Regions from separate parts of the Mus musculus genome. Here regions 1 and 2 are each linked to region 3. A link is a loop called in an ENCODE intact Hi-C map of the cell type or tissue named here. Cell type or tissue: left cerebral cortex. All regions are shown on one strand. Each heading gives the region's core, and the rest is flanking DNA. Links, peaks and the distances in the headings are about the cores only.

What was found. Peaks named below come from ENCODE experiments on the same cell type or tissue, not always from the same donor. Only the 100,000 strongest peaks of a DNase experiment are listed, where the experiment ranks them.
Region 1: it touches region 3 in a loop (6-fold over the local background); 4 of 42 quality-filtered maps call a loop at or near these places.
Region 2: it touches region 3 in a loop (4-fold over the local background); 2 of 42 quality-filtered maps call a loop at or near these places.

Annotation. Positions count from the first base shown.
Region 1 is chr3:55,515,551-55,526,400 of GRCm38, reverse strand. Dclk1 (doublecortin-like kinase 1) reads right to left here. Exons shown (of 17, transcript NM_001195538.2): 16 at 9,415-9,528. Among named protein-coding and RNA genes, the nearest start is that of Gm31796, 22 kb to the left of the region's middle. In left cerebral cortex, for the core only: CTCF peaks have their summits at 2,440 (motif pointing left) and 5,721 (motif pointing left); DNase peaks (open chromatin) are centred at 2,454, 4,393 and 5,709; H3K27ac peaks cover 2,416 bases.
Region 2 is chr3:55,537,194-55,548,043 of GRCm38, reverse strand. Dclk1 (doublecortin-like kinase 1) reads right to left here. Exons shown (of 17, transcript NM_001195538.2): 17 at 8,976-10,850. It overlaps Gm31796 (a long non-coding RNA gene), which reads left to right and starts at 4,699. Exons shown (of 2, transcript XR_375678.4): 1 at 4,699-5,142; 2 at 6,269-7,594. Gm25404 (a long non-coding RNA gene) reads right to left here and starts at 4,604. Exons shown (of 3, transcript XR_375679.4): 1 at 3,525-4,604; 2 at 963-1,047. In left cerebral cortex, for the core only: a CTCF peak has its summit at 5,506 (motif pointing left); DNase peaks (open chromatin) are centred at 4,900, 5,539, 7,893 and 8,100; H3K4me3 peaks cover 1,054 bases; H3K27ac peaks cover 2,763 bases.
Region 3 is chr3:57,199,501-57,210,350 of GRCm38, reverse strand. No RefSeq gene overlaps it. Among named protein-coding and RNA genes, the nearest start is that of Tm4sf1, 97 kb to the left of the region's middle. In left cerebral cortex, for the core only: a CTCF peak has its summit at 6,049 (motif pointing right); DNase peaks (open chromatin) are centred at 6,075 and 6,809.

The DNA of each region.
Region 1 (10,850 bases), core at 1,416-9,415, 1.7 Mb after region 3:
ACAACACACATTCAACCTCAAAATTTCTTCTTTTGAGTTCAACTATTCACTTTTACTTTGGCAAAAATACCACTTTAAATAAGTCCCATCCTTATTCTCATGAAATTTGCATTTTTAATAGATGGTGCTCTTAATTTAGAACTAGCCTTCACCCTTAAACACAGGGGTGAGGAAACTTTGCAACAGGCCAAATAGGCAAGTTTTGGGTTTCAGGCTATGGTTCTCTGATACAGCTTATCACAATAGGGCGTAAGGAGCCACAGACAACATGACAATGAGTGGATGTAGCTGTATTCTAATAAAACTTTAAAATTAAAACAGGAAGAAGGCTAGGCTCCACTCATGTGTTGCAGCATGCAAATCCTCTTCTCAAGGACAACATTTTAAACATCACTGAGGCTTTTTAAAAAAAAGTTTAAAAGAAGGACAGTGAAGTACAAATAGCTACCAAAGAGTATTTAGCAGATACTGAATTGTCCAGAACCCCAGAGAAAGGAATAGACTCTCTTTTCAATTCATACCACTTGGGAGAGGACTTAGGCTTCGTGGTTTTCTCTTATTTCTAGATACATGTTGAAGTTACAGAAAGGCATATATATGATGTTGAAATTCTCTCACAAGAGGCTTCTGAAAACCAAATGAAACAAAATCAAAAGGAAACAGCCAGCGGTGTGGCTGGGTGAAATATGCCCAGGTGGTTCTCCTGTGCTTCATTTATATATTTTTAACTTATTATTATTTTTTTTCTTGAGGCAAGGTTTACTGTAGAGTCCTGGCTGGTCTGGATTTTGCTACATAGACCAAACTGGACCCAAACTCATAGCGATCCACCTGCCTCTGCCTCTCACGTGCTGGGATCAAAGGCATGTACTACCACTCTCAGCTATTCCTGACTTTTTTTGCCACAGCAATAGCTATCAAGTGCTCTGGGGTTTCTGAACCTGGCCTGAGCCATCACTCAGGGGACATTAAGGGACAACTGCTGGACCCAATGCTCACTGTCCTCTGGAAGCCAAAAGTGTCACCAAAGTTTGACTGGTTTTGAAATTTGTCTGTGACTTGCTGGATGCTCTAAACTCACCCCCCCCACCCCACCCCCACCCCCCTTGTTACAGAAGAAGCCAGGGGTTGCGATGGGAGCTAGAAGGAGCGGTCAATCCCATGCTATCTGCTTGCCTCTGGCAGCCTCTGGCACTCAGCACAAGGTCAAAGCAACTGGCCACAAAGCAGGCCTCCTTGGGCAGAGATCTCAGTGTGCTGAGGGCACTATCTGGCTTCAATAGGGACACCTCTTTCAAACTGCACCCAGCAAGATACACTTAATAGACTCCGTTCCTTTTAACAGCCAAGCATGACGGCATTTAATAGCCTCCCAAAGCCAGCGCCTGGCTGCCAGGGTTTGCCTCATTACTCACTGTTTCAGGAGGGGCTTGAAACCAGTATGCACATTTTAGTCATGTCATGCCTGGGAACCCAACCAGTTTTGTCCTGTTTCACCTCCATGCTTCATCCTATTTAGCATTTTCAAAGGACTGGCCTCCTGTGTTTGTTTGTTTGTTTGGCTGGTTCTGTTTTTATTAACCAAGTTAGTTCATTTTGGTCACGGTCCTGATGGTCTGCATATACTTCAGATGCAGAAGTCTCTTCTGCGTGTTCTCGGCCATGATATGGGCCACGGGGGACATCTGCACTTGAGAGAGGTAGAAATGATGCAACTAGACCCACTTTGGCAGCGGGGAGGGAGGTTTAGAGCAGGGTGTGTTTTCTTGTGACTTGCAGCAGGGAGAAGCAATGTTTCAGGCCTCAGGGGGCATGGAATAGCCCAGCGAGCTTGTGGGCTTGGGCTTTGGGTGGTAAGGCCTCCTGGATAAATGGGCCAGCCAGAAAATGCAGCCCTGGCTGTAGGTAGAAAGCAGAGTTGCTGAGAAAGAATCAGGGGCATGAAAAAGAGAAAGAAGAAAATGGACACCCCCCCTCCATCCCATCATGTCTCCATGATCGATAAAATGTCTATTAAGAAGTCCTCACTGATTTGGGGCACTGCAAGGAGCCGGTTTTAGCAGCTGACACCCTCATGTGAGATACTTTGTAAGTGCAAGTGGGACCCAGGAGTACTCTGCCCAGAACAGTGTGAACAGCCACAAGCACTTACAAACACAAGCGCTGGGACTGGGGTCCTCTGCCGTCAACGATTGTTTATATTGAGGAGTTGGCCTGCCACTGTGGGTAAATGAATGCTCCCACTTCCGTGGAGATAAAAGGGAAGCATTTGTGATCAGCGAGGAGAGCGTGTTCATTCTGGGGCTAAATGGCATTATAAAACTTCCTAATTAAGCATAGACGGCAATGAGATTTTAGTGTCATGTCTCCAGTTTAGCTTTACATACTGTGTACGCTGTTTAGTGCAGCAGTAACTATAAACATTGTTGTTACTGCCCCCAGCTGGAAAGCAGAGCGGTTTATGTGTGGAAGAAGAAAGAGATAATCTCCCATCTGCTCCCGCCCGTTACTCAGGGATGTGTCATTTTGTCTGCCGATGGGGACTGTCGCTAGGCTTGCAGTTAGTCTTTTTAATACTGGATCACGTGTATTAATTATTGTGTTTACTTGACACTTTGCTTCTACCCTTAATTCTATAAGTTTTGTAATTCCTCAGAATGTTCCTTTTTCTGAGATTAGATGAATTTATGGATGCTTTAAAAAAAAAAAACAAAAAGAATACAAATAAGTCCAGATGTAATTAGACACACTTGAGGCCTGTTTTTCACCATCTATCAATTCTACATGTAGACGTCTGGCTGATCCGCCCCAGGACAGGACACACAGGGTAAGAAAGGCTGCATCCACCACTACGGCTCGATTTGCATAAAGTATGAAAGGGAGCAAGGCTAATCACCACAGGTAGACTTCTGCTTAGCCTTTGCCCCTGGCACAAAGCCACACTCCGGAAAGGCCCTGAAAGGGCACTGGAAAGGGCACTGAGTGTGCACAGCATGGGCGGTCCACTGGGGAGATCAGCATTTGTGAACTGTGTACCCTGCTGCACTCTCTTCAGTGCTGGAAAGTCAAAAGCTGGGTCTGTGTGCAGGCGAATCATAATTAACTCCCCCTCCCCCAGAGCTAATTTGCTTAGGTAAATGAAACACTAGATGTGGGATCCCCTCCCTTGGACCAATCCTGAAGGCACAAAGATCCCTTTCTGGGAAATCCTCTCACCGAGCCAGGGTGTTTTCCTATTATAAGCAGACCTAGAAACGATCATGACTTTGATCATGATTTTGGTTATTTGTCTGAATATTCTGCTTTTCTAAGCCCTTTGTTTTGAGACCCTAATTATAAAAAATAATTAGGAGCAATAATCAAAGGGGAAATGTATATGTATTATAATATATAAAGTATATATGTATCTATATACACATGAACATATATATATATATAATTTTTTTGTGGTAAAACTTGGCAGTCTGATCCATGAAATGGTGTCAGGCAGATACTGTGCTGCGCCAACCAACAGACTCTATTATTTGAAAAACAAATGCCAAAGCTCGGGGTGCTTTTTCCTTGGTGAGTGCTATAACATGGAGCTTTTACCTGGAGATCATTTTGGAGACATTAAGGTGAAGAGAAGTTCCCTAGAACTTCTCAGAGTTCATGTCTCAAACCATCGCAAGCCATCACGCTTGTGGGTAACTCTAGAGAGATACACACACAATGCCCCTGGCAGGAGACGCCAGCGCCATTGACTGGAATCGGAAACGAGGGGACAGAATTCATAAGCTGGTTAAACAAAGTCACACTTCCCATCGACCCCCTTGCTCAAGCAGAGAAGCCAACTAAAGAATCTGACAGTTACAAAATTCAGAAAGTAAATTCATGCAGGAGCTAGTACATAGAGGGAGGGGGAAGGGAACGGTAAAACAGAAACAAAACGAAAAGGTGGAGAACTTGAAAACACAAGCTTACTGACACACACAATGCATTCTGTAGCCCGCTGTATTGGGAGGCATTTCTACTGCTAAGGTGTAAATGCATTGTCTCACCGTCTGAGAAGGTTAAGGCTGGGCTGGGTAACTTTAAAATGACAGTATATACTTCTATAGAACACACACTGAAGTGCTGCTGTAGTTCCATTTATTACAGGGCAGGAGAGCACTGGAAACATCATTGCTGCAATCAGCAACAACAGGCAAAGGCTTTGGCATCAGCACGGAATATACTGTCCTTTTAACCGTAAGGGGAAATCGATACTGAGCATGTGCGATGGAAAGAAAGCCGGCAAATGTCAGTGTGAAGAATGGGTGAAAAAAAGGAATGAGGGGGTGTGGCATCTCAATCAAGATTAAAATGAAACCGATAAAGCAGCATATGGACTGGGTAACAAATCAAAAACATGTTTATCCACTGAAGGAACTGGTAAATGGAGACTGCCAGCACGTTGCCATGGAAACACTGACTGTTGAGCTGCACCATCTCATACCTTATCCAATACATTCCTGGTTGTTGGTAGTAGTCCAAAGACCCTGATCTCTTGATGGTAAACCCGTGGTCCAGCTGAGCAGAGAGAAATGGGGCAACTCAGTGGATCAACATTGTGTTCCAGAATTAAGACTCCAGTCCACGCTCTTCATTAACTACGTACGTACGCACGCACACACAGTGATGGGGCCTTTCCTGCAGAGCAGCTAGCTAATAACATAATCTGCACATTGAAAGTAAAATAAAAATAAAGAAACACAGGACCCTTACGAGTATCCTGAATGCCAATTTCATAGGGTAGACTTGTCTGTCAATCAGGTTTTTTAATGTTTATACATTTAACCATGCCCTCAATTTCAAAAGATATGTAAACACCTCTCCTTTTGTTATACAGTAGAAAATATATGGTTAAACTGAAATCATTGTTAGTCACTGTGAATACAGAGATTGAACACCCTCCCAGTAAGATCCAGTAGGCTTAAACTCATTTTTTGTTTCAGCTTTATAATTATGAAACAAAAGAGGAAAGGAATGAGGCAAAAATCATAAGCATTTAGATTTAAGAGAGAGTTGACCTATATCTACATCTACGTCTATCTGTCTATCTGTCTGCCTATCTATCTATCTATCTATCTATCTAATAATACTCCTGAACTAAAGAAGATTTAGTTTCTCTGGGAAAATAAAATGAAATAGAAACACAGAAAAGCTTTCCATGTACATTAAAAAGCATGTATGTACAGTTAAGTGCTTAGCATTAACAAAAGACACAGTAAATACTACACAGGTTAAGTTCCCACTACTGTCCATTCTGGAATAAGATGTTAGCTTTTGGCTACCTGGGAATAAAAGCCTCAACTCCTAAGCCCTGCTGCTTGCCTGAGCCCTGTTCTGCCCACCGAGGATGCACCTTGCTTCGGAAGAGAGATTCTGGAGTCTTTTCAAGTGTCTCACTGATTTGACGCTCCTGACAGATTCTACTTCTAATGCACAAAAGGCATTTCAAAAACACGCCAGGGTCCTAGGCGTTTAAACTAGGAACCACTCTGAGATTCGGTGTTCTGATTGGAAACTAGGCTATCCTAGCGTTTGGAGAAAGCAACATGAGGTTTTAATCTTCAAAAATGTATCATTTCTTTTCTTTTATGAAAAGAAAATTGTAGCACCCTTGCTCTCTGGAAGGTGGTAGGTTGGCCACAGAGAGGGCGACCAGTTACTAGTTCTCTAGTGCCATCTACAGGCAGACTGCCAGAGAGCAGGAAGCAAGGGCTATTGAACCCGGCTTTCCAGTACCACAATTACTAGCTGATTAGTATGGATTTGTTCAATTAGACTGAAATGCTCTATTTGCATGAGCAAAATTCAAAAGGACAATGTTAAAGCATTAGGAAAATTATCAACTAAAACAATAAACAGCATTAAATGGGGAAAAAAATTGAAAGTGGCATCTTAGTCATGGGTTTTTCATCAAGCTGCACAAATCTAATCATGCCCCTCCCCCCTCCGCTCTCAGAGAGGCCACCGTTAGAATGTCATCTCTAATTCCACTTCGTGTCTATACACTGTATTTTAATAACCTTTTGTTTCCTCTCTCTCTCTCTCTCTCTCTCTCTCTCTCTCTCTCCCTCCCCCCACCACCACTTGCCCAACTGCTATGAAAGCTGGCAGGACAATGGAAACCTTAGAGACAGAATATCTATCTCAGTTTCATGCACAGCCTCGGATGCTCCACTGACCACACTACCCGACTCAATGACGCTCCATCAACCTCCCTCCTTTCAGAACAGCCCGATGACTCCCAAGAGCTCCAGTTGATAATTACTCTCCCAGCCAACTTGGGACCCTTGTGGAGCCTTTGTATGAAGCCATCTTGTAGCCTTCTTTTGGTCTCAATAATGTTTGGAATGAGAAAGAAGGCAGCAGAGGGGGCAACACGAACAAGATCACGTGGTTCAGACCAGGGGGTCTCCTGTGTTTCAGGAATGGCACTTGTGAGCAGAGAGTGCTTGCTGAGCCCATAGGCACCTTTGTTCTTGTGTCTCTCAAGAAACAGAGTATGCCATAAACTCCTTTATAACCATTGCTACTTTGTGCCAGGTAGATTTCTCACTAAAGAAAGACAAATCCCGCATAGAGACCAATGCCATACCTATTTGTTTCCAGAAAAGGAAAAGGAAAAAAAAATCTACAAACTGATACTCCAATCTAATTTTTTAAAAAAATTCCAGGAGTGCACATAATTTTAAAAAAACTATGTAAGATAAAGTCAATTTAAAGTCAATTTCATAGCCTCAGCCTCCCAGGAACATACATTTGCTCAGAGGGGGAAAATCTGCTTGAAGGAAACTTATTTTTTACTTTAATTCATCAAACAGAAGTAATCACCATGTTATATTTGTTGAAGACATTCTTATCATGGGGGAATAAAACCAGAATTATTAAATTGTCAAGTGGCCTCTGTAGACTATACCATTTATAAAAGGTATTTATTTCACCTTCCACTAAAGTCCTGTCTCACAAAAGAGTACTGCTTTGTAGTCATACTCAAGAGTTTGAAAGGGAAGATTATTTAATGATAGGGGTTTTTTTTTTCCTTGTGATAAAACTGCTACTAGTAGTCTTTATACTTAGGATCAGAAACAAGTTTATGGAATTTGCCAGTGTTATTCTGAAAGTTGAAAGCAAGGCAGTCATATTGGTCAGCTTCTAATTCCCAGCTCCGCCCCACGCCTGGAAGCTTCGCAGGAGTCCTCGTAGAAAGCACATGCTGGTGTGGGAAATGCATCCTGGAGAAGAGGCATTGCAGACCCTTTCTTCTGACATTGATATTTTTCATACTTGAGATGTGATTGACAGGGGTTAACATAAAGATTATACCGAAGTGCTGTGTAATGCCTAAAGCGACTTAAAGACTCACTGAACTCATGTGCAATTTAGAGTTACAGGGGGGGCTTGACTGCCGTGGAAAATATGTCAGAGACAAACTGAGACCTCTGTATCCAAAATAGCATTCATGCTGGGTACAGTGAGCCACACTCAGGAGACTGAGACAGGAAGGTTGCTTCAAGTTTGAATGAAGCCAGCAGGGACTACATAGTGAGTTCTAGGTCAGCAGTGTGTACAGGGCCAGGAGCAAAACAAACAAAAACAAAAGAAAAACGATTGCATTCAAAATGGTAAAGTCCTGATGCTTAGAAAACGTGTCGATGACCACTGATATTCTGTTGAGAGGTTTTGATGAAGTTATAAGAAATTCGTAAATATTTGGTTTCAGAATTTATCAGTGTCTAATTAAAATAGGATTTGCCCTCAAAGATGTATCCTGTGCTAACTGGAAAATCACGCAGAAGTCTCTATCCATAGTCATTACAGGACTCTCAGAATGCTTTAAACAAACCGTTACTGAACAGCTAAAGCAAACTTAACCAAAGACCAATTAAAATGAAATTATGGGGAAAAAATGGCCCAGGTGGGAAAAACATTCTCTGTAGCAGCCATGAGCTCCAAAGGGAGCAGAGAAACATTCCTTTTTGTGGGCATTTGGTGTTGACCACTCATTCCAAAATGGTGGCCCACTGGGGCTAAATCTTTTGGAATATCCAGACCTAAGAAAATAGAACTTTGTTTTAGCCGTGTTTTCCCGAGAGATAGAGGCTTGCAAAAATTCGTGATGGATGTTAGCTGATGACAAAGAATGCCGACATCCTGGAAAACATGGAGGGCAGTTGATATTTTTCCCCACTGAGTTTTGGAAAGAGATAAAGAGAGGCTAAAAGAACAACATGAGTGTGTAAAACCTCAGCGTTGCTGAGGAACATCCCAAAGAGTTTACATTCTATGGATAACCGTCAGTTTACCCATGTGTCATCACCCACAATGTACTGAAAAAGGTCCCTGGAGGACTGTGAGATTCCAACAGCAAGAGCAAGCACGTTTCCGTGCCTCTTGCAAAGTGAGGAAGCCCCTGCCAGACAGCTACTAATGGAGACCTGCTTCAAAGTGGTCCCTTTCATCAAAACCAGGAAGAAAATCAGAACACCGAGACACCGGTATCAAGGATTGACCAATTGCACACTGCGCATGAGCGGAGCAGCACGGCTGTCCGCAGCGTGAAATCTCTCCCAGGATCCCCTTATCGTTCTGCCTCAAGTTCTTTGTTGAGAAAAGGGAAAGAAACAGCCCAAGTGGGTCTCACACTGAGTGTGCTGCTAAGGCGTACATACTCTGGCTAAAGAGGAAATTGTTTAAAACTCAAGTTACGTGAGACGTTGATATATGTGCACTCTAGAATTTAACACCAGGAAGTTTGAGGTTTTAGTGTTTCTCAGACCAATTTAATCTCTGTTAGAGAAGCTATCAGATTACGTATAGTGTATGCCTGCGTGTGTAGAGCAGGAAAAAAAAATTTCAGGGCCCCCTCATCAAATAAAACGGTAAATGATAAACGTTGTCAACTAAACAAATTTCTAAGGAGCAAAACCTTGTGACTTCGCTGGGCGTTCCTGCGATTCGCTCTCTCTCTCTGAAAATCAGTGTTTACTTTCTGTTCTGTTTTGGCTTTCCTCTAGATTTGGCGTACATGCCTACATTGCTCCAACCTGACTCTGCTACGTTTCCTCCCTCTCAGCTTCCTTGTCCTTCCAAGTTTTATCAAAAAGACGCTGGACGCTTTACCTGGGAGTCAAGAGAGTCCAGTCTGGGGAGAGAGGGTTTTTTTTTCTTTAAAATAATAAATCATGAAATTAATATATGCTGCTAGATACCCTGGAGGTATTGGATAATGAGGCACCCAGGGAAACAACCCTCACACACACACCCTCCATTGCTGTCTGAAGAAATGACCCACTAGGCTGTCTCTGGGAGGAATCTCCCGGGGATGCCTGTCTCAAGGGGGAGGGCTGCTTTTAAAAGTTAGAGGTGGATATTTCAGATGCTTACTGCTATTACAGAAACTCCTGCTGCAGTGCTGCTCGGCTTGGGGCCTGTGTTGAAATGCTTCTTGATTTTGCCAGCTACTGACAGCTGATGCTCATTTTCTGGGAGACCATCATCCTAGAGGATAAAAAGGGCGAGAAAGAAAGAAAAAAAAAAAGGTGAAAGTGAGATCCTGGGAAGTGAGGTCCGAATCTCTGAATCAGGTCGGGGTCTTAGACTTGGAAGAGGTCAGAGACCAATCAACCAAGATTTTCTTCAGGAAGCTGTCATCAACGGCAACCCCTCCCCCACCCCATTCACTACCTTCCTTTTTCTGTCTGCATTTTCATTGCTGACCCTATACCATCAAACCCTTGGAGGTTTGTCTCCAAACATAAACTCTTCAGGTTACTAATAAAATCTATTTTCAACCTTGGCTCTATGTTTAAGGAAAAGATAATATGGCCACCCCCAAGTCCCCAAAAGTTAGTATGTCTTCCTCTCCCTCCTAGTCCATTATTTAGATCCAAAGCTAAGGAGACCAGCAGACCTGCTTTCATGCATGGTCATAAATAAACTCCCCCCCCCCCCCCAGCTGTTTAATTGGCCATTCTAAAATCCCAGACAACCCTCTGGGCAAAAAGTTATTCCCTAAGTTTTAAATCCTCTTTACTGCCTTCAGATCATCTGCAATTATGACTCTGCCATTATGACACAGTCCATGTTAAAGCTCCTTTTAGCTAAAACTTCTGCTGCCTTGGGAACGGTGGCCAGGGATGTAAGTATGCCTCGCCACTTACTAGTTCACGACTGGCCAAAGGCTGTGTGACCTTTGAAAGCAGAGACCGTGCTTTAGTCCCCATTGGATCCTTGGGTCTCAGCACAGTGCCTGAGCACACACCGCACAGTTAATAAATAATTATATCAGTAGATGAATGGACAGACAATAGGGTGTGTCTTATTATCTGGAAAAATCCAAACCTGAGAGAGATGTCTGCTTTCATTCCCTGATGTTATTTTTTCTTTCCCCTCCTCACTTTACACATCATTTCTTGTTTCTGTCCAGAAAAAGAAACCCACTGTCCCCCTCTGTCCCCTGCTATCCCCCCCGCTGTTCCCCAAGCATGACATGCATGCTTCCTGCATGAACCACTGTCTCCACATGGGGTCTGCTCCCCCTCTCAGCATCTGTCATTCATTTATCTAGTGGGTATTCACTACATGTCTAGATAGGACCAAGGTTTTACTGGTTAGTGTAGGAAATGATACTAAGTAGAAATATGCATGGGTCTGGTTCTTTGAGACTCTGGACTCTCCTTTTCTTGAAGACCTAAGTCCAAATGACCTGTTGTAAGACATTTCCCCCATTTAAGCATAATCCATGGCTTTTCATTAGGTCTCCAGTATCTTTTATCTTGTGTTTTCTGGCATCAAGCTATCTTATTAGTCCACCATAGTAT
Region 2 (10,850 bases), core at 1,444-9,443, 1.7 Mb after region 3:
ACTTAATCTTTTAAATTCCTTTGAAGAACTTGACTTGAAATGTCACAGTAGCTATTGTTCAGACAGGTTCAACTCCTGGAGACCCCTCCTCCCCTTCACTCCTCTAGTGTGCTGTGCTGTGAACTTCCTCCATTCCTCCTGATCTCACTTCTGAACGCTTGCTTTGATGAAGATAAGAACATGGAAACTCTGAGCAGAGGTCTCAGTCTGCTCTCTGTTTCTCTATCTCTCTGAGTCTCAGTCTCTGTCTTTCTCTGTCTCTCTATGTCTCTCTCTGTCTCTGTCTCTCTGTATCTCTATCTGTCTCTCTATCTCTCTGGGTCTCAGTTTCTCTGTCTCTGTCTTTCTCTGTCTCTCTGTCTCTGTCTTTCTCTGTCTCTGACTCTCTGTCTCTGTCTCTCTGTTTATGTCTCTCTCTATGTTTCTCTGTCTCTGTCTCTCTGTCTTACTCTCTGTGTCTTTGTGTTTATGTCTCTCTGCCTCTCTATGTCTGTCTTTCTCTCTGTCCCTCTGCTTCTGACTCTCTGTTTCTCTGTCTTTCTCTCTCTGTTTGTCTCTCTGTGTCTGTCTTTCTGTCTTCCCTCTGTCTCTCTGACTCTATCTGTATCTTTCTCTGTGTGTCTGTCTGTCTGTCTGTCTGTCTGTCTGTCTGTCTGTCTGACTTCCCCAGCCTTCACCCACTGGTGACGCTTTTTTGTTGGCATCACAGTTCATCCTTCTTTCCCAGCATCTGCTCCTGACCTTCCTAGAATGCAGCCAGAGTGTTCTTTGAGAAGGGGATGTTGCCTCATCAGCCCTACCTCCTGCTTAAAGCCTATCAGTGGCTTCCCTCTCCCCAGGGATAAAGATAAATAACTTCTCAGCTCACCAAACCCACTCATCTGCCCATTCCCTCTCCAAACTCCCCAGAGCTTAGTGCCGAAGAGATCTTGTGATTGTTACTCTCTCTCCTACTAACCTACCTTCTGCTGCAGGATTGTCTCCCTCTCGCCCCGACAGCATGCCTGCAACTTTTACCAAGTTCCCAGGAGACTAATCGAGTATATCCTGAAAGATTAAATGGATAATGGCTAGGACGTATTAGAAAAACAAGACTCTGACACATGACCCATAGTTTCATGTCAAGGAAACTACATTAATACGTAACTATAATAAATTGCCCAGGAAGCCAGCTTGCTATAAAGCCAGATCTATAGGAAGCCAGGTTGCTTTCTTTGGTCACAATCCTGGAAGCGTAAGAGTAATTTCTAGAACAGTCAACTAAATGTCCATGCCTTGGCAGCTAATTTGAGTAATACTGGAAGCTTCTTTAATTTTCATCCCTATCTCTAACTTGGGAACCACCAGAGAAAAGCCAACTGTGTCCCTTAATGAGTCCCAAGGGATGACCCACTTCCAGCTAGCCCATCTCCAGTCCCCCCCTGAGCCCCCTATGTCTCCCACACTGTAGGCAGCCTGCATGGGAATACCCCTTTACAGTGGACTAAAACAGCACTGCAAAGCTCCCCGCTCCTGCCCGCATTTGAATCTCTGTTCCAATACAGTGCTGGTGGCTCATTCCCTCACATGGCGAGCTCAGTAAATAGCTTTGACATTTCCCTCTTGAGTGGTATTTATTTCTGCGACCTCATTTTCTACCTTCCAAAATAACTCAGCTGACTCGCACTAACAATCAGATCCTGTGAAATGCCCTCTGATGAGCCCCATGTTTTGTTTGGATTTATGGTTTTGGATATACGTGATATCTTTTCTGTCTTCGGGGTCTCCTCCTGCTAGGGAACACCAGAGGGGTTGAATCTCTTCTCTACCATATATGTGCATCTCCAAATGGGGATGGTCCCAAGTCTTCAAGGTTTCCACGACCACTGCTGGGTTCCGTTCCTAAATCACCACATCCAGCCTAACTTGTTGGTACTTTCTCCTCGCAGGCGCTCCAAAAGCACCTAGATCAATGTGTTCAAAAGCCACACCCCAGTTAGAGCTAGCTTCAGCTGCCAACTCGTTGGAAAGAGGGAACCTGAAAGATTTGTCTCCATCAAATTGGTCAGTGGGCATTTCCTTGACTAACTGACGTAGGAGCGTTCAGACTTATTGAGGGCAGCATCCTTCTCAGGCAGATGAGTCTGGGCTGAAAAGGGAGCTGAATGTGAGCCTGCGAGCAAGCCAGTAAGTAGCATTCTTCCATGGTCCTGGCTTCAGTTCCTGCCTCAGCTTCCCTTGATACCATATTAACCATATTCCAAATAAACTCTTTCTTCTCTCAACTTGCTTTAGGCTTGAATCCCATTCGTGTGCAGAGATGCACACACACACACACACACACACACACACACACACACACACACACACAAACCCTTTTAATCATAGCACAATTGCCCAACTCCCCAGGTAATATTGCTAACTGCTGGTGATCACTTTTGCCTTCTTTGTAGTTCCTGAGGGCATTCACTTCTCTCTGCCTTATCGCTGCTGCCTCTTTGACGACCTCTGTTTGGTCTGATTGGTCTGACTCGTACCCCATAAACTCATATTTTGAACATATGGTCCCCATCTGGTGGCATTGTTTGGGAGCCTGTGGGAACCTGTAGGAGTTGGGGTCTAGCTGCTGGAAGTAGGCCTTTAGGACTGGGCCTTTGAAGATAAGCCTGCCCTGGTTTTAGCATCTCCCTGCTTTCTGGTCCTCTGTCATGAGAGGCACCACCACCATAAGCTTTTGTTGTCATGGACTTTGCTATGCCTTCCTCAGCAAAAGGAACCATGATCCCAAATAACCCTTGCCTCCCCTGAGTTGCTTTGTTTGTTTGTTTGTTTGTTTGTTTCTGTCAGATAGTTTTGAGAGTTATTTTTTTGTTGCTCTGAGAAAACACCATGACCAAAAGCAATCCAGGGAGGCAAGAGTTTACTTCTGGGTGAGAATCCATAATGGCCTGTGGCAGGGCAGCAAGTGATCAGAGCAGGATTCTTGGAGGTGGAGTGAGGCTATAAGCCCTCAAAGCCTGCCCCCCAGTGATGGACTTCCTCGAGCAAGGCTGTCCCTCCTAACCTCCCCAAACAGGGACACCAACCAGGGACCAAGTGTACAAATCCTCAATTCTGTCGGAGACATTTCCTTCCAACCACCACAGCACTAAAGCCCCCAACCTCACTGTCTCTGGAGTATCACGTGGTCTCTACCTGGTTTTCTACTTGTCTGATGGCCAAGTGAGATCTCTGCTCAGGTGTCTAGCCAGCAGGATGACCATGTGGGACCAAATTTATTGCGATTTATGAACCCAAGAAGTATATTTAAAGCCATTCTTTTATTTGTGGCTTGGAAAAAAAAAAAACACCCTGGAAAGCCACGTCTGCCCATGGAATTTCCAAAGCTTGCCTTGGGTCTGCATCTGTTGCACAAAAGTCCTTGCTTACACTTCCACGTGTCGTCTTTTCCCGCCTGGGCCCCACTGATGTTCGCTGCCTCACAGATGCAGGACATGGCCAGACCCCTCTGCTCTCCAGAGATAGAGGTGGGGGAATGCACTTACCAGCAGAGACTCTCCTGTCAGTCATATCAACAGGAAGAAAGAAAGTCAATACGAGGGTAACTGGCTGACTGCTCAAGTGGGCCCCATGTGGAAGGGAGATAACGGTCTGGGGATTGCACATATAAACATTTTTAAGATGCCAATAGCCAGCAGGCAGCCATTCACATCAGATAGCTGTGAAAAGCATGACTGTGTGGAAGAAGGCTGGAGACACAGACCTCCCCCCACTCAGAAAACCCCACAGCTTGATTGGAAGAAACAAGAAGAAAGGAGCCGAGTTTTCCTTTCCAGCCACAGACTCTACCCTCCTGATTTACAGCAGGCTGGGTGCTCAGATCTGAAGTTACTGCAGCTGCCTGTGTGCTGGTGTGAATGATGAGGCATCGGGTAAACAGAACACTAGGGGCCAGCTCCATCCAGCAGCTCCATCCCTAGTTCCCACAGTCTGTTAAGAGGCACCGCAGGATATAGTAGTAACGTCCAGGGTGATGCTGACTGACAGCAGCAGACCGGCAACACTGTGGGATGCTGGTCCATGCAGTTGCTCATCACAGCACATAACACACATGTGCATATATGCGGACTTATACGCCTACACAACTCTACCCATCTACACAAATATTTATAAACCAAGTAATTTTTAGGCAGTAAAAATTTGGGGAGAGTGCAGAGGGAACCCAGATGAGAGGAAGTAGGCCCAGAGAGGGGATACAGACTGACAGAATTCTTGACTTGATTCCATGATAATCTGGACCCTGTCTCACCTGGAAAGTTCCATCTTGTCCAGAAAGTCCTGCTGACCAATTGAGGACAAAGCCGGGACTCATTTCTTGAGCCCAAGGGCACCCATTGCCTGTTGGACTTTAGTTCAGGGTATGGGGCAAGAGTGGGGTGGAATGGTCACAAAAGCTATAGGCAACTGACACCGAGCCTACCTAAAACCTGTCTGTAGACAGATACAGTACTGGCACTTGCTGAGGTCTGGAGGCTTGCTCAGTTCTTCCCAGCTCTCCTGAATGTATTTCTGGGCATTCAGGAATCAGGAATACAGGTGATAGTTGCTTCCCTTTCCTTGGGTTTTCAGCTGATGTTTTCTGTGCAAATATACTGAGAAGGGAAGGTTCTATTGTCAGATGGCTCTGTGTGGCAGTGTGGTGAAGCCACACCTATCTGTCAGCAGCGTTAGTGGGGAAAAGCGTGCCAACGTGTGGGCATTCTAGGAGAACCCACAAAAAACACCTGGAAACAGAGAGACTTTGAATCAGTGGGTAGGTACCCATGGCAGTGTGGGGCCGCCCTCTCATGCAGGGAATCTTCGGGTTCCATTTCCAGGGACCAATGCAAACCCTTACTTTCCTCTAAAGAGTAAGTAGGAGGAAGCAAAATCAGCTTGCTCGGGAGACAGGAGCTGACTTCAGAATATTATTAAAAGACGTGGGAACATCCACATGGTGAGGGAGGAAATTGAAAATGTCTGGGTTGGTTGGGGCCTCGAGTTAGTTGTTGAAAATGAAAGGATGTGAAGAGTGATGAGCCCACGCCGACCGAGCGACAGGCTCGCCGCCCACGCCGCCCGACAGGCTCGCCGCTTAATCAGAAGAACTCAGCAAATTAATAGGTGAGTCTGATGGAAAAATGAAACCTCTCTCGGGGAGAACATTAATTATCACCCTGTTCTCAAGGAAAGGTGACAATGTGGATTTGTCTAGGAAGAAGGTAGGAGAGAGCGATTTTCAGGGTCAGTGGGTCTCCCCTTCTCCCTCCCTCCTTCTTCCCACCCTCTTTCTCCTCCTCTCCCTCTTTGCTCCTTTTTTTTTTTTTTTATTTCTCCCCAAAGCAAAGAGAAATAACCCAGGAGAGAAGAACGTTTTCCCCCTGGGAAGAGAGCCAGGAGCTTTGCAAGAAGGACATCTTCTTGAGAAGGAACTGCATGTGGCCGAGTCTTTTGTTTGCCGGGGAGGCCGCCCTCTGCTGACGCTGAGAAAGCAGTTTGCATTGAGATCAGGCTGTGCGCACTACTCTCCGTTACTCTGTGTTGTATTAAGCCTTGTTTTTTCAGGCTGTGCTTTGCCTTGGGAAACTGCATTTTACAAGCAGTTTTTTACTCCGTTTTTGAAGGCAGAGGAAGACTGCAGCCTCTGGGTGGACCCAGAAACTGCACCTTCTGCCAGGCACCACCCATCCAGCATACATGGATAAGTGGCTTATTCACGGGAATAGAAAGGGAGCCGCCTTGTACATTTATTGGCAGTGAATTGAGATTATAGAGGCACACTGGTGCATTAAGGTTATAGATGGAAAGCAGCCCCTGAGTGGACATGCCAGACTGAAGAAAGAGTGTACCTCTCCCACCTGGACTCTATAAAGAGATGAACACCAAACACTGCAATGCCCTGACTGCATACCAACCTACCATCTAATATCTGCATGCCTCAAGTACCACAGACTCACCTACTTGGATTAATTAGCCTCCCTCCCCCAGGCCATCCCCTTGCAGGTTAGAGCAGCCTACTGTGCCTGCCAACCCATCTGTTTGTACCTAGACCTGACCTAGTTCCTGCTCCAGACCCAGGCAGCCTTTCTTGGTCTACTTCATTAGCTTATCTATACAGACTTTTCCGGAACTTCTGATGCTTCTCAAACCCAGTTGCAGCTGCTTTAACCTGTATCCATATCCATCCATCCATCCATCCATCCATCCATCCATCCATCCACCTATCCTCCCCTCTTTTTCTCTCTCACAGTTACATGTCTGAATGGAAACAAGACAACTCCCATCTCAGGCCTGGCCCAGGAGGAAGTGGAGCAAGATGCCTCTTAAGGAAGCCAGCCCAGGAGTCCTGAAGATGCTATGCCAGAAACATTGACAAAGATGTGGTGTCATCCTACAATGTCAGAACTGATTGCATAACAATAAATTCATGAGGTTTAATATGTTTAATGACAGCAGTCTGTCATAAAACCCATCTGACTAGGCAGCCTAGCCAAGGAAAATATGGGTTCTTTTATTCCCATATCAAATACTAATATTAACTTCTCCACACACCCCCCAACATACACACAAGACAGAGAAAAGGTAAAAATATATAACTCACACTGGGTGTGAATGTGGGGTCCCAGGCTGAACTTCTGCTGTGGGTGTTTGATAAAAAGTCCTTCAAGGGGATCTGGAAAGTCCAAGAAGAACGGACAAAGACGTGTAGCTTGAGAGGGGGTGTGCTGATAGAGCTATTTATGGTGTCTTACTTGTGTTCACTCTGTCAGAAGGGCACAGTAGTCTTGAGTGAAGAATGTGTATGGGGCTAAGAACTTTGCTAAGTCCACACACTCACCCAGAGCATCCCTTTGGAATTGCTTTTAAAGAGTGCAACAATCGATCAATACTTCCTTTCCTTTTCAACGATCCATAAGACACCTCACAGAAGATAAGGCTGTGTCTCCTCTGCCTTTAGTTTCACCAGCTCTCTCTTCCCTCACCATCTCCCTTTCTTTTCTTCTTTCTAATGGAGTGGGTGGACCACAGGTCTAGTTACAAGTGACTGATGTCTAGACTGCAGGCAGCCAACGCTGTCTACACATGCTGGGAGCTAGTCACAAGCTGGTAAGGATGTGCCCCTGACAGACTGGTGTTTGGCCATCTGTGAACGATAAATCAGTAGCTCCATACAATGACCAAAGAGTAGAAGATTATTTCTTGCTAGAATGAGGGTCTTTTGTACAGAAATAATATGGTTTCCTTTAGCCTAAACTATGCATCTCTTGCTCATAGTGGGTCTTGGTTAAGCTTGTTGAACGGATGGACATATCCCAGTATTAATGTAGGATAAAAAGTTTAAAACATTATGCTAATTCCAGATGGCAGAGAGAACTCTGGGATGCCTTCTACCTCAGAGCCCAGGAGCTAAGCCAAAATCACCATGGGGTATGTGTGCCATCATAAGAGCAGATGGCAGACACACCTTTTCAAGAATCAAAGTTGCTATGAACATATGAGGCTAGGCTAGGTGTAGACACGAGTCACCTGAATGTCGAACCAAGAATCCCAATAAATGGCATCTTTGTCAGCTCAAGTATAGTTTCTTGTTTTGTGAGTCTTTTGGACCAGAGCAATAAAAATAAAAATAAAATAAAATAAAATAAAATAAATAAAATAAAATAAAATAAAATAAAATAAAATAGGCAATATTTTTCCTAAGCCCAAATGAAGTGCCATCCATGCTTCTGGCTCTCACTCAAAAAACACTTGAATGAATGATCTGAAGTGCAGGCAAGCTGGCTTGGACATCTGTCGCAGTGCTGATGGCCAGCGTGGATCTGGCTGTTCCAGCTGGCTGGGTGTGTCTTGTCTTAGTGCCCGTCTTTGGGGAGACCGGACCTGGCTACCACTTAAGACTTACGAGGAAAGGCTTTCTTAGTTGGTTCAGGAGATGTGTTCTGAAAAATCCCCACGATGCTTCTGTACCTGTTTCTCACAGCCCATTGACCTCTGCCTTCCTAACTGCTCGCTTTGTGTACATCACACAGCACCTATCCAGCTCCCTAGCCTAAGTGGCCTGCGGTCGGGTCAGGGAAGGCTGCTCCTTCCCAGCCCCCATGTGTGGCAGCTCTATCATCTCCAGCACCAGAGTTGTAACCGAGACTCCCCCCACCGGAAGTTTTGAATGGCAGATTTTTGGCAAGCCCATCAGTTTCATAAAACAAGATAACGGTCCTTAGGCAGCAATTGCCGTGACCATTGTATCAAGGAAATTGCCAGAAGAATCTAGAAGATTCTTCTCTATGGAGAGCAAAGGGGGAAACAGGGGCTTCAACAGCCCATGGGTGGCTGGGAAGGTGACAGTTAATTTTACACGAGCTTGGGAGATATTCTGGCACCTTCATAAAGGTGACACCAGGGAGCCTATGATCACTCTTGCTGGCTGACTTTTCAATCTCCTGGCACTGAAACCCCAACAGGAAAGAACTTTCTTCCATCATACGGTGCTGCAATTTTCTCTAAGGTCAAAACTGAGCTTGGAATGCCTAATGGGGAAGGTCAACAAAATGGCAGCTAATTACAGGTTAGCATCTAAAATAGCAGTCTCCTCTGGAGAGCTTGTGCGTGTAGGTGGATGGATAAAATAAGGCTGAACAGCATTGGATTTCTCTGTGTTTGTCCAAGTCACTGGCCAGGCCAGGGAGGTAATATATGAAAAGGGACATTTTTGGAATAGTTGATTTTGAATTATGTTCATGAAATATATACTGTGCTGTGGAGGACATGTGGGAAAGCTACATTTTGACCGCATGACTAATTTTTAAAGCCTCGTATACAGAGTACCCCACCCCCAACCTGGAACACAGCTGGGTTATTCCTCTCTGGACTGAATGTGGCAATTCCAAGTGAACCGATATGAGATTTTTACCATCATGGCAATGTAAACCAAGGAGCTGGCCCAGCAACGAAGGGCATTGTGAATAATTTGTACACCAAGAGATATGACTTTATTAGTTTAAGAACATGTTTTACATAAAAACAGGCAACATCAAAAGAGCTCGTTTGGTAAATGAACATAATATATCACAGATGATTTCATTCCACATTCACCTACAATTTATGAGCTTAAACTGAAGGATTAGGGGGGAAATTGGATACCATTCCACCTTTAATCATGGGGACAAATTGTTTGAAAGTTATTTCATTGGGATTCCAAAATCAGACACTAACCTACGTCATCCGATCCATGCAGCAAGTGACAAGGGCAGACTCTCCAAAGGAAATGTTGAATTTGTTTTCTCCAAATCGAAACCTTGAGGGAAACTTGTTAAATGTGTCAAGTCCCCAGCCCACCTCTTTAGTATGCAGGGGCAAAGTACTATTCAATTTCACACTCAAGTAATCCTCTAATAATTTTCTTTCAGCCAGAATGAAAAAGGCTAATATTAATTTCCTAATAAAAAAATTTTTAAAAAGTTGTCAAGGATATGACTCTAACCTTGAACCAGCTTCAATTTCTCTTTATTTATTCTTTGAACACACCAAGGATTTAATGTCAGGGGCATGTAAGAGAGCTATTCTGCTCTGTCCCTGACTACAGCTGAGTGAGTTGGAATGAATGAGCATTGTTAAGTTAACACCACTTTAAAGTCCTACTCTTGATACCAACAGTTCTGAAGGCTTAAGCACTAATTACTTAAAATTAATAAAGTATGTCACAGTCAAAACTATACAATTTTACATTAAAGTAACATTAAGGGTCTCAGTTTAATTGACCAAAAAAAAAAATGTTGAGGAAATTTACAGGTATGAGATTGCCTTTTCTTGACAGAAAGCAATAAATCCACACCCCTTGTCTCTTTGGGCAAACTGCATGATCACAACACCTGCCAGTTAGATGCTCACTTACCGGAAAACTGACCACAGAGGCCCCCATGTTAGAGCCAGCAACAGAAACAAACAAACAAAAATGCCTGAGCCCAGGCACTCAAAAACCTCTACCTTAGATTTCCTGTTTCCCATCAGGTTATGACCCTTAGTGCTACTGGCTGGCTGGCTGGCTGCATATTTGAGATGATTAAAAAACAAAAGAGCCACTTAAAGCACCTCCCCCATCTGTATGTAATTACATACAAACTAAAGATTCCATCTGACGTCCCAGGGTTCCAGTTCTTAGTTGCTCCATGTGTAAGCACCGCAGAGCCCAAGTGTAAAGCACGTTTGTAGTCATCCAATGTTTCATATGTCCTCAAGTTTCTCTGATTTATTTGCCTTTAAACAGGAGAGTAGGAAGTGTATTATTTTACGCTGGCTTCGAATCTGAGTTGACAAAAGTGTTAATTGTGGGGGCTCTTTGGACCGCTATTCTCCCAACAGACTAGAGTGGCTTCATGAAATCTGATGATTAAAACCCCGGAAACCCAGATATCCAAAAGAAGCATGTATCTGACCCTCCACACAGCGTACAACCCCGTGCTCCCCTGGGTCAGAGAGTTCTTTGTGCGAATTTCCAATGGAAGTAGCAGGTAGCTCATGGGAAAAGTGGACCTTTGAGCTGATCAAGTTCAAGTTCTTAAAATCTTTGGACAGAGGGAGAAGTGTGTGTGTGTGTGGGGGGGGGGGGCAGAGAAAGAGAGAGAGAGAGACAGACAGACAGACACAGAGAGACAATCATATAGTAATTAACAAGTTAAAATAATAAAAATTATTTTATGATATGTGTTAGGTGAGCCAATTTGAAAAGAACATATCCAAATGAATAATTGAATAATTATGTTAAAATTACCATCTTGGATCTTGGTGCATTCCAAGACTCTGGGATCACAATGAAGGCAACGTACCAGACGTCT
Region 3 (10,850 bases), core at 1,215-9,214:
GTGCTCTGGAATTGGGTTTCAGAGAATTTTTTTGGAGTATTTTTGCATCAATATTCATAAAGAAAATTGGTATGAAGTTCTCTATCTTTGTTGGATCTTTATGTGGTTTAGGTATAAGAGTAATTGTGGCTTCATAGAAAGAATTGGGTAAAGTACCTTCTGTTTCTATTTTGTAGAATAGTTTGAGGAGTATTGGAATTAGGTCTTTTTTGGAGGCCTGATAGAACTGTACACTAAACCCATCTGGTCTTGGGCTTTTTGTTGTTGTTGTTGGGATAGTATTAATGACTATTTCTATTTATTTAGGGGATATGGGACTGTTTAGGTCACTAATCTGATCCTGACTTACCTTTGGTAGCTGGTATCTGTCTAGAAAATTGTCCATTTCATCCAGGTTTTCCAATATAGGCTTTTTGTAGTAGAATCTGATGATTTTTTGGATTTCCTCGGGTTCTGTTGTTATGTCTCCCTTTTCATTTCTGATTTTGTTAATTAGGATATTGTCCCTGTGTCCTCTAGTTAGTCTGGCTAAGGGTTCATCTATCTTGTTGATTTTCTCAAAGAATCAGCTCCTGGTTTGGTTGATTCTTTGTATAGTTATTTTTACTTCCACTTGGTTGATTTCAGCCCTGATTTTGATTATTTCCTGCTGTCTACTCCTCTTGGGTGAATTTGCTTCCTTTTGTTCTAGAGCTTTTAGGTGTGCTGTCAAGCTGCTAGTGTATGCTCGCTCCAGTTTGTTTTTGCAGGCACTCAGAGCTATGAGTTTTCCTCTTCAGACTGCTTTCATTTTGTTTTTAAAGTTTGGGTATGTTGTGGCTTCATTTTCATTAAACCCTAAAAAGTCTTTAATTTCTCTCTTTCATTTCTTCCTTGATCAAGTTATCATTGAGGAGAGTGTTGTTTAGCTTCCATGTGTATGTGGGCTTTCTATTATTTATGTTGTTATTGAAGATCAGCCTTAGTCTGTTATGATCTGATAGGGTGCATTGGATAATTTCAATATTTTTGTTTCTGCTGAGGCCTGTTTGGTGACCAATTATATGGTCAGTTTTGGAGGAGGTACCATGAGGTGCTGAGAAGAAGGTATATCCTTTTGTTTTAGGATGAAATGTTCTATAGATATCTGTTAAATCCATTTGTTTCATAACTTCTGTTAGTTTCATTGTGTCTATGTTTAGTTTCTGTTTCTATGATCTGTCCATTAATGAGAGTGTGGTGTTGAAGTCTCCTACTATTATTGTGTGAGTTGTAATGTGTGCTTTGAGTTTTAGCAAAGTTTCTTTAATGAATGTGGATGCCTTTGCATTTGGAGCATAGATGTTTAGAATTGAGAGTTCATCTTTGTAAATTTTATCTTTGATGAGTAAGAAATGTCTCTTCTTATCTTTTTTGAGAACTTTAGGTTGGAAGTCGATTTAATTTGATATTAGAATGCTACTCCAGCTTGTTTCTGTGGACCATTTGCTTGGAAAATTGTTTTCCAGCCTTTTACTCTGAGATAGTGTCTCTCTTTGTCCCTGAGGTGGGTTTCCTGTATGCAGCAAAAAGTTGGGTCCTGTTTATGTAACCAGTTTGTTAGTCTGTGTCTTTTTATTGGGGTATTAAGTCCATTGATATTAAGAGATATTAAGGAAAAGTTGTTGTTTTGTGTTATTTTCATTGTTAGAGTTGGAATTCTGTTCATGTGGCTATCTTCTTTAGGTTTGTTGAAAGATTACTTTCTTTTTCTCCAGCTTAGTTTCCCTCTTTGTGTTGGAATTTTTTTCCTTTATTATCGTTTGAAGGGCTGGATTTGTGGAAAGATAATGTGTGAATTTGGTTTTGTCGTGGAATACTTTGGTTTTTCCATCTATGATAATTGAGAGTTTTGCTGGGTATAGTAGCCTGGGCTGGCATTTGTGTTCTTTTTTGGTCCGTATGACATCTGCCCAGGATCTTCTGGCTTTCATAGTCTCTGAGGAGAAGTCAGGTGTAATTCTGATAGGTCTGCCTTTATATGCTACTTGACCTTTTTCACTTACTGCTTTTAATGTTCTTTCTTTGTTTTGTGAATTTAGTGTTTTGATTATTGTGTGAAGGGAGGAATTTCATTTCTGTTCCAAACTATTTGGAGTTCTGTAGGCTTCTTGTATGTTCATGGGCATTTCTTCTTTAGGTTGGGGAAGTTTTCTTCTCTAATTTTGTTGAAGATAGTTACTGGCCCTTTAAGTTGGAAATCTTCCTTCTCGTCTGTACTTATTATCCTTAGGTTTGGTCTTTTCATTGTTTCCTGGATTTCCTGGATGTTTTGAGTTAGGATCTTTTTGCATTTTGCATTTTCTTTGATTGTTATATCAATGTTCTCTATGGTATCTTCTGCACCTGAGATTCTTTCTTTCATCTCTTGTATTCTGTTGGTTATGTTTGCATCAATGGCTCCTGACATCTTTCCTAGGTCTATTTCCAGAGTGGTCTCCCTTTGTGATTTCTTTATTGTTTCTACTTACATTTTTAGATCCTGGATGGTTTTGTGCAATTCTTCCACCTGCTTGGATGTGTTTTCCTGTATTTCTTTAAGGGAGTTATTTATTTTATTCTTATAGTCCTCCATCATCATCATGAAAAGTGACTTTAGATCCATATCTTGCTTTTCTGGTGTGATGGGTATACTAGACTTGCCATGGTGGGAGAGTTTGTTTCTGATGATGCCAAGTAACCTTGGTTTCAGTTGCTTCTTATGCTTGCCTCCTGCTATCTGATTATCTGAAGTGCTTGCTGCCCTCAATATATCTGATTAGAGCCTGTCCTTACTGTAATCCTGGTTCAGTCAGAACTCCGCAGAGTCCAGCAATCTCTGTTATCCTGTGATTCTGGGATCCTGTGAACCTGAGACTCAGTGTCAGAGTTCTTGGCAGTCAAGCTTCCTCTGAGACCCTGATATCCTGGTGTGACCAAACTCCTGGGATCCTGGAATCTTAAGATCCTGGGCATATTAGGGCATCTGGAAGTGGTACCTCCTCTGGGTACTGTGGGGCTGTCTGTTGTGTTAGAATCCAAGGTAGACCTGTACAGACCAGAAGAAACCTGAGCCGCTGGGCAGGCAGGGCTCCTGTGTCCCTGCTCCTGCTGGCCCCAGGCACTTCCAGTTCTGTTATGACAGATGTTGCATTCCACTTACCTGTGATCTTAAGATCCTGGGCATGCTAGGTCGTCTGGGGCATGGAGAGTCCTCTGGGGACTGTGGGACTGTCCTCCAAGTTCACGCCCAAGGTGGCCCAGAGCTGGCACTGCCTTTTATAATTAATTCAGAAACTTTTTCTATATAGGTTTTAAAATTTTCTAATTTGTTTATGTGTTAACAATTTATTCTAATATATTATTTTCCTTTTGCACAATTATTCCAGTATGAGAATGAATGAAGGGTAAAATAACTAAAGTATAGTTAATTTTAGGGTCTAATCGCTCCACATAGGTTTCTCATATTCTCTGGGCTATTTTCTTTTCCGCTTCAGCTGTTAATTTCCCTGCACTGTTTACATTTAAATCACCTTCCAGGTTTTGAATCAAATTACTTAACTTTTGAGTAATTAATCTAATAGGAGGGTATCACCAGTTAGTATTTCCCAATAACTTTAAAAAAATCTCTAATAGTTTGTAATTTATCTCTTCTGATCTGATTGTTTTGTTGAAATTGTTTGTGGACTCAGCTTAAATCCTAAATAGTTTATAGAATTTTCTTTCTGTATTTTTTCAGGTGCAATCTGTAGCACTCAGTAAGGTAACAACCTTTCTTGTTTCAGTGTACATTTTTTCCTAACAAAATATCACCCATGTAATGGTAAATAATACACTGAGGAAATCATTTACAAATTATTTTTAGTGGTTGTTTCACAAGATATTGACTCTGGGTAGATAGAAGGTAAAGGAATTCAAAGCTGTGAGGAACTCATAGGCTGAATTACTCTATTTACAGCTCTTAAATCTGTTAACACTCTCCATTGTCCAGATTTCTTTTTTATTTCAAATACAGGAGAATTTCAAGGACTAGTAGACTCCTCAATATGTCCAATTGTTCTTGCACCAGATGCTCAAGTGACTGTAATTTTTCTTTTGTTAAGGGCTACTGCTCTGCCTCTATATAGGCATATTGGTTAGCCATTTTAAAAGCAAGGCTATTGGCATATTATTAGCAGTGGCCTCTAGTCTAAATTTGCAAAGCCAATTCATGTTTTGTTCTGTCTATTGACAACCTATATAACCTATAATTATCCTTGATAATTTTTGTAATAACTTTTTCAGGACTATAAACCATTTAAAACACCATTTCATGGGCTGTTTCTGAAATTGAAGGAATATTAATTTGAGTTCCCTATTATTCTAATAAACCCCTTCCCCATAGGTTTATGGTTATGTCAGCCACATACAATTTTAACTTTTCTACTTGGCCTTCTGGCCTTAAACATTTAATCCAAACAACACTGCTTCACATGAGATGTGTTCCAAAATCTATAAACTGAGTGGAGACATCTCGAAATGGCCAATTTTGATTCCACGGTTTTTCAGAAATTATAAACACAGTAACCCCAGTGTCCATCAAACCTTTAATTTCAACATCATTTACCATTAACCTTAATTTTGGTCTTTCATTAATAATGATAGTTTGCCAAAATACTTTCCTCCCAGTACTTCTAAATCTTCTTGTCATATTTATTGAAGCTGCTTTACCTTTGTGATATGGAAGTAATGATAATTGAGCAGTCCTATCACTTGGCTATAGTTGTATAGTTTTCTTAACATAAGCCATGATTTAGTTTCACATTGATAATCTTCATCTATTAGTTCTGCCTGTACAATAAACCTGAGAGCTGTGAAACTACTTCCCAAAATATCCCTACTGGTTCTGTACAAAGACCATACACACCACTAGCTATTTTATAACAATTAATTTGTGGAGACAGTGTAAGATGTTTACCCACTGCTGAGTCAAAAGCAGCACTATCTGTAGCAGTAATACCATGCACTAAATCTCTAATACTGACTTTATGTTCTCTAGCCTTCTTTGTGAGCTATTTTGTTACTGACAGGATGTTGTTGGCTCATGTTGTTTGCTCTTGGGTGCTGAGTTGGGCTCTCTGAGTTGTGGTATCCTCTGGTAAAAATTTGCCTTAGACATCTCCTACTGATTGGCAGTCATTAGCCCAATGTCTGGCTTTTCCACATTTATTCCAAATTCTTGCTGTTATATTTTGATTATTTTGAAATGAGTCATTTCCTTTAGTATGCAAATTTTTACATTCTTTTTTCAAAATGTTCAAACTTCCAAAGTTAAGGCATCATGTTTTCTGAGAGTTAAGACCGTTACCTAAGGCTTGTCAAGTTAAAGTTGTATTATATGCAGCTGATATACAATATCAGCATCAGCTTTATTCCGTTAATCTAGATTGGCAAGTTGAATTTTTAATGATAGTTATTTGCATGTTCAAAAGCCAAAGATTCAAGTAGCACCTTTCTTATATCTGGATCTGCTATTGTTCTTCGCACTGCTGAAGTTAAGCTTTGCAGTAAGTCAGTGTAAGCACCTCCCGGACTTGTGATAATTTTACCAAAAGATGTAGTCATTTTTCCTGGTCCTCAACTCTATCCTATGCCCTTAAAGGCACAAAAAAAATCCCTTGTGCTATAGTGGTATCCTCAAGTTGTACCTATATGTCAGTCAGCAAATTGACCTTCACTTAAAAAACGATCCTATTATAAATATTCCTTTAGCCTGATTACATTGTTCTGTGGCCATTGATTCCTCTCTCCACCATGTAAGCCATTGTAATTGAGGACCAACTTCTAATATAGCTGTCATTAAATCCTTCCACTCTGTGGTATAATTCTATTCTGCATAGCCCGATTGTTTATTATCTGTCTCACAATGCATCTTTTAATCACCTTAAATCTGTCCCATCTATAGGTTTCCAATCAATCTGAACATAACCTTGAGGATGCTATCTGCGTGAATCTAATGCTTTGTTACTGAAAACACTTAAGGTGTTATTTTAAGACCCAGGCAATAATTCCTCCATGCTGGCACAAGGTGGCAGCAAAGATCTATGATTAAACACATCTCTTTTTTAATGAAAGGGCTCAGCTTGGTGTAACTCTTGTCCAAACACTGTTTTTGTTTTTGTCTTTTATACCTTCCCTCTTGTTTCAGGAAGTAACTTTTTCCTCCTCCATATCCTTTCTCTTGTTTTGGGAATAAACTCCTTTGTCTCAAGAGCTTTTCTACTTGTCTATTTAATATCTGAAGTTGTGCAGTAAATTCAAGGTCTTTTTCTAGGTCAATCTCATCTGCAGGAGGGGAAGGAAATTCCTCTCCTTACTTGTATCACTTCCAGTTTCTTCTGAGGTACCTTCTCATTTGTTGACAGATTAATCTGCTGTACATTGAATCTCTATATTTCTGACTTTTCATACTGTAATGGTTCTAAGACATTTGAAATTAAAGTACATAACAACTAAATATTTGTAGATATTTCATCCCCTTCTGGTGGGCCTATCTTAAAGACTTTAGCACTTGAATCCAGAAAAAATAAAATTTTATTTATTTTATTTTATTTTATTTATTATTCTTCAATAATTTATTCACTTTGCATCCCTAACATGGGAGAAGCTGGGACAGGATCCTTCTGGTTGCCATCTGCACCTAGAGTTAAGGCTGTTCCGCAGTCCTCTGTACACGGGGCCTTCCAGGAGAGAGCTGGTCTCCCAGGAGAGCTCTCACTCCTGGGCTCAGAGGTGAGATCTCCATTTTCTCTCCAATAACCGTCCAAAGCAGGACTGGCCAGGAGCACACAGGGCACAGGAACAGTGTAACAGCTGGGACAGGATTTTTCCGGTTGCAGTCTACAAACAGGAGCTAAAGCTGTTCCACAATCCTTGGTACACAGGTCCCACCAAAAGAGCTGGTCTCCCAGGAGTGCTGATGCAGACTTACAGGCCCACAGGAGGGACAAGCTCTAGCCAGAAACAGCAAGACCAACTAACACCAGAGATAATCAGATGGGAAAGCACAATAAACCAGAAAGGCAAGCACAAGAATGTTACCAACAGAAACCAAAGCTACTAGGCATCGTCAGAACCCAGTTCTCCCACCACAGCAAGTCCTGGATGCCCATACACACTGGAAAAGCAAAATTTGGATTTAAAATCAAATTTCATGATGCTGATAGAGGACTTTAAGAAGGACATAAATAACCCCCTTAAAGAAATACAGGAGAACACAGGTAAACAGGTAGAAGCCCTTAAACAGGAAACACAAAAATCCCTTAAAGAATTACAGGAAAACACAACCAAATTGGTGAAGAAATTGAATAAAATCATCCAGGATCTAAAAATGGAAGTAGAAACAACAAAGAATCCACAAAGGGAGACAACTCTGGAGATAGAAAACCTAAGAAAGAGATCAGGAGTCATAGATGCAAGCATCACGAACAGAATAAAAGAGATAGAAGAGAGAATCTCAGGTGCAGAAGATACCATAGAAAACATTGACACAACCGTCAAAGAAAATGCAAAATGCAAAAAGCTTCTAACCAAAAACATCCAGGTAACCCAGAACACAATGAGAAGACCAAACCTAAGGATGATAGGTATAGAAGAGAAAGAAGATTCTCAACTCAAAAGGCCAGGAAATATCTTCAACAAAATTATAGAAGAAAATTTCCCTAACCTAAAGAAAGACATGCCCATAAATATACAAGAAGCCTATCAGATCACCATGGACTAAGACTTCTGTAGCAACAATAACAATAGAAAACCCACATACACATGGAAGCTGAACAACAGTATACTCAATGATAACTTGATCAAGGAAAAAGTAGAGAAAGAAATTAAAGAATTTTTACACTAGCATTTTGATTGCACACTTGAAAGCTCTAGAACAAAAAGAAGCAAATAGCCAGGCGTAGTGGCGCATGCCTTTAATTCCAGCACTTGGGAGGCAGTGGCAGGCAGATTTCTGAGTTCGGGGCCAGTCTGGTCTACAAAGTGAGTTCCAGGGCAGCCAGAGCTATACAGAGAAACCCTGTCTCAAAACAAAACAAAACAAAACAAAACAAAAACAAAAACAAAAACAAAAACAAAAACAAACAAACAAACAAACAAAACAAAAAAACAAAACAACAAAAAAAGCAAATATACCAAAGAGAAGTAGACAGCAGGAAATAATCAAACTCAGGGATGAAATCAACCAAGTAGGAAAAAAAAAAGAAAGAAAGAAAAAAAATAACTATACAAAGAATCAACCAAGGCAGGAGCTGGTTCTTTGAGAAAATCAACAAGATAGATAAACCCTTAGTCAGGCTAACCTGAGAGCACAGAGACAGTATACAAATCATCAAAATTAGAAATGAAAAGGGAGACATAATAGAAGATGAGGAAATCCAAAAAAAATCACCAGATCCTACGACAAAAGCATATACTCAACAGAACTGGAAAATCTGGATGAAATGGACAATTTTCTAGATAGATACCCAGTACCAAATTAAATTAGAAACAAATAAATGATTTAAACAGTTCCATAACCCTTAAAGAAATGAAAGCAGTCATTCGTTGTATCCCCCGCTCCCCAAAAAAGTCCAGGACCAGATGGGTTTAGTGCAGCATTCTATCAGACCTTCAAAGAAGACCTAATACCAATATTCTTTAAACTATTCCACAAAGTAGAAACAGATGGAACACTACCCAATTCATTCTGATACCTAAACCACACAAAGACCCAACAAAGAAACAGAACTTTACACCAATTTCCCTTCTGAATATCGATGCAAAATACTCAATAAAATTCTTGAAAACCAAATCCAAGAACATATCAACACGATCATACAACATGATCGATTAGGCTTCATCCCAGGGATGCAAGGATGGTTCAATATATGGAAATGCATCAACATAATCCACTATATAAACAAACTCAAAGAAAAAAAAAACCACATGATCATTTAATTAGATGTTGAGAAAGCATTTGACAAAATCCAACACCCCTTCATGATAAAAGTCTTGGAAAGATCAGGAATTCAAGGTTCATACATAAACATAATAAGAGCAATATACAGCAAACTAGTAGCCAACATTAAACTAAATGGTGAGAAACTGGAAGCAATCCCACTAAAATCAGGGACTAGACAAGGCTACCCACTCTCTCCCTAGCTATTCAATATAGTACTTGAAGTTCTAGCCAGAGCAATTAGACAACAAAAGGAGATCAAAGGAATACAAATTTCGAAGGGAAGAAGTCAAAATATCACTATTTGCAGATGATATGATAGTAAACTTATGTGACCCCAAAAGTTCCACCAGAGAACTACTAAACCCAATAAACAACTTCAGCAAAGTGGCTGGATATAAAATTAACTCAAACAAATCAGTGGCCTTTCTCTACACAAAGGATAAACAGGCTGGTAAAGAAATTATGGAAACAACACCCTTCACAATAGTCATAAATAATATAAAATACCTTGGGGTGACACTAACTAAGCAAGTGAAAAATCTGTATGACAAGAACTAGAAGTCTCTGAGGAAAGAAATTTAAAAAGATATCAGAAGATGGAAAGATCTCTCATGTTCATGGATTGGCAAGATCAACATAGTAAAAATGGCCATCTTGCTGAATCAGTCTACAGATTCAATGTAACCCAATTCAATGAAACTTATAGAGGAGAAAGTGTGGAAGAACCTCGAAGATATGGGCACAGGGGGAAAATTCCTGAATAGAACAGCAATGGCTTGTGCTGTAAGATCAAGAATCGACAAATGGGACCTCATAAAATTGCAAAGCTTCTGCAAGGCAAAGGACACTGTCAAGAAGACAAAATGGCAACAAAAAGTTTGTGAAAAATCTTTACTAATCCTACATCTGATAGAGGGCTAATATCCAATATATACAAAGGATTCAAGAAGTTAGACTCCAGAGAAATAAATATCCCTATCAAAAAATGGGGCACAGAGCTAAACAAAAATTCTCAACTGAGGATTATGAAATGGCCAAGAAGCACCTAAAGAAATGTTCAATAAACTTAGGCATCAAGGAAATGCAAATCAAAACTACCCTGAAATCCACCTCACACCAGTTAAAATGGCTAAGACCAAAACTTCAGGTGACTGCTGATGCTGGCAAGAATGTGGAGAAAGAGGAACACTCCTTCATTGCTGGTGGGATTCCAAGCTGTTACTACCACTCTGAAAATCAGTTTGGCAGGTCCTCAGGAAATTGGAAATAGCACTACCTGAGGAACCAGCTATACCACTCCTGGGCATATACCAAAAAGATTCTCCAACATATAACAAAGACACATGCTTCACTATGTTCATAGCAGCCTTATTTATAATAGCCAGAAGCTGGAAAGAACCCAGATGTCCCTCAACAGAGGAATAGATACAGAAAATAGTACTCAGTGCAGTACTATTCAGCAATTTAAAATGATGAATTCATGAAATTCTTAGCCAAATGGATGGAACTGGAAAATATAATCCTGTGAGATAACCCAATCACAAAAGAACACACATGGTATGCACTTACTGATGAGTGGATATTAGCTCAAAAGCTCTGAATACCCAAGATACAATTCATAGGCCACATGAAGCTCAAGAAGAAGGAAGACCAAGGTGTGGGTACTTCAATTCTTCTTAGAAAGGGGAACAAAATACTCACTGGATCAAATATGGAGACAGTGTAGAGCAGAGACCGATGGAAAGGCAATCAGAGACTGTCCCACCTGGGGATTCATCCCATATACAGTTACCAACCCCTGACACTATTGTGGATGGCAAGAAATGGTTGCTGAAAGGAGCCTGATATTGCTATCTCCTGAGAGGACATG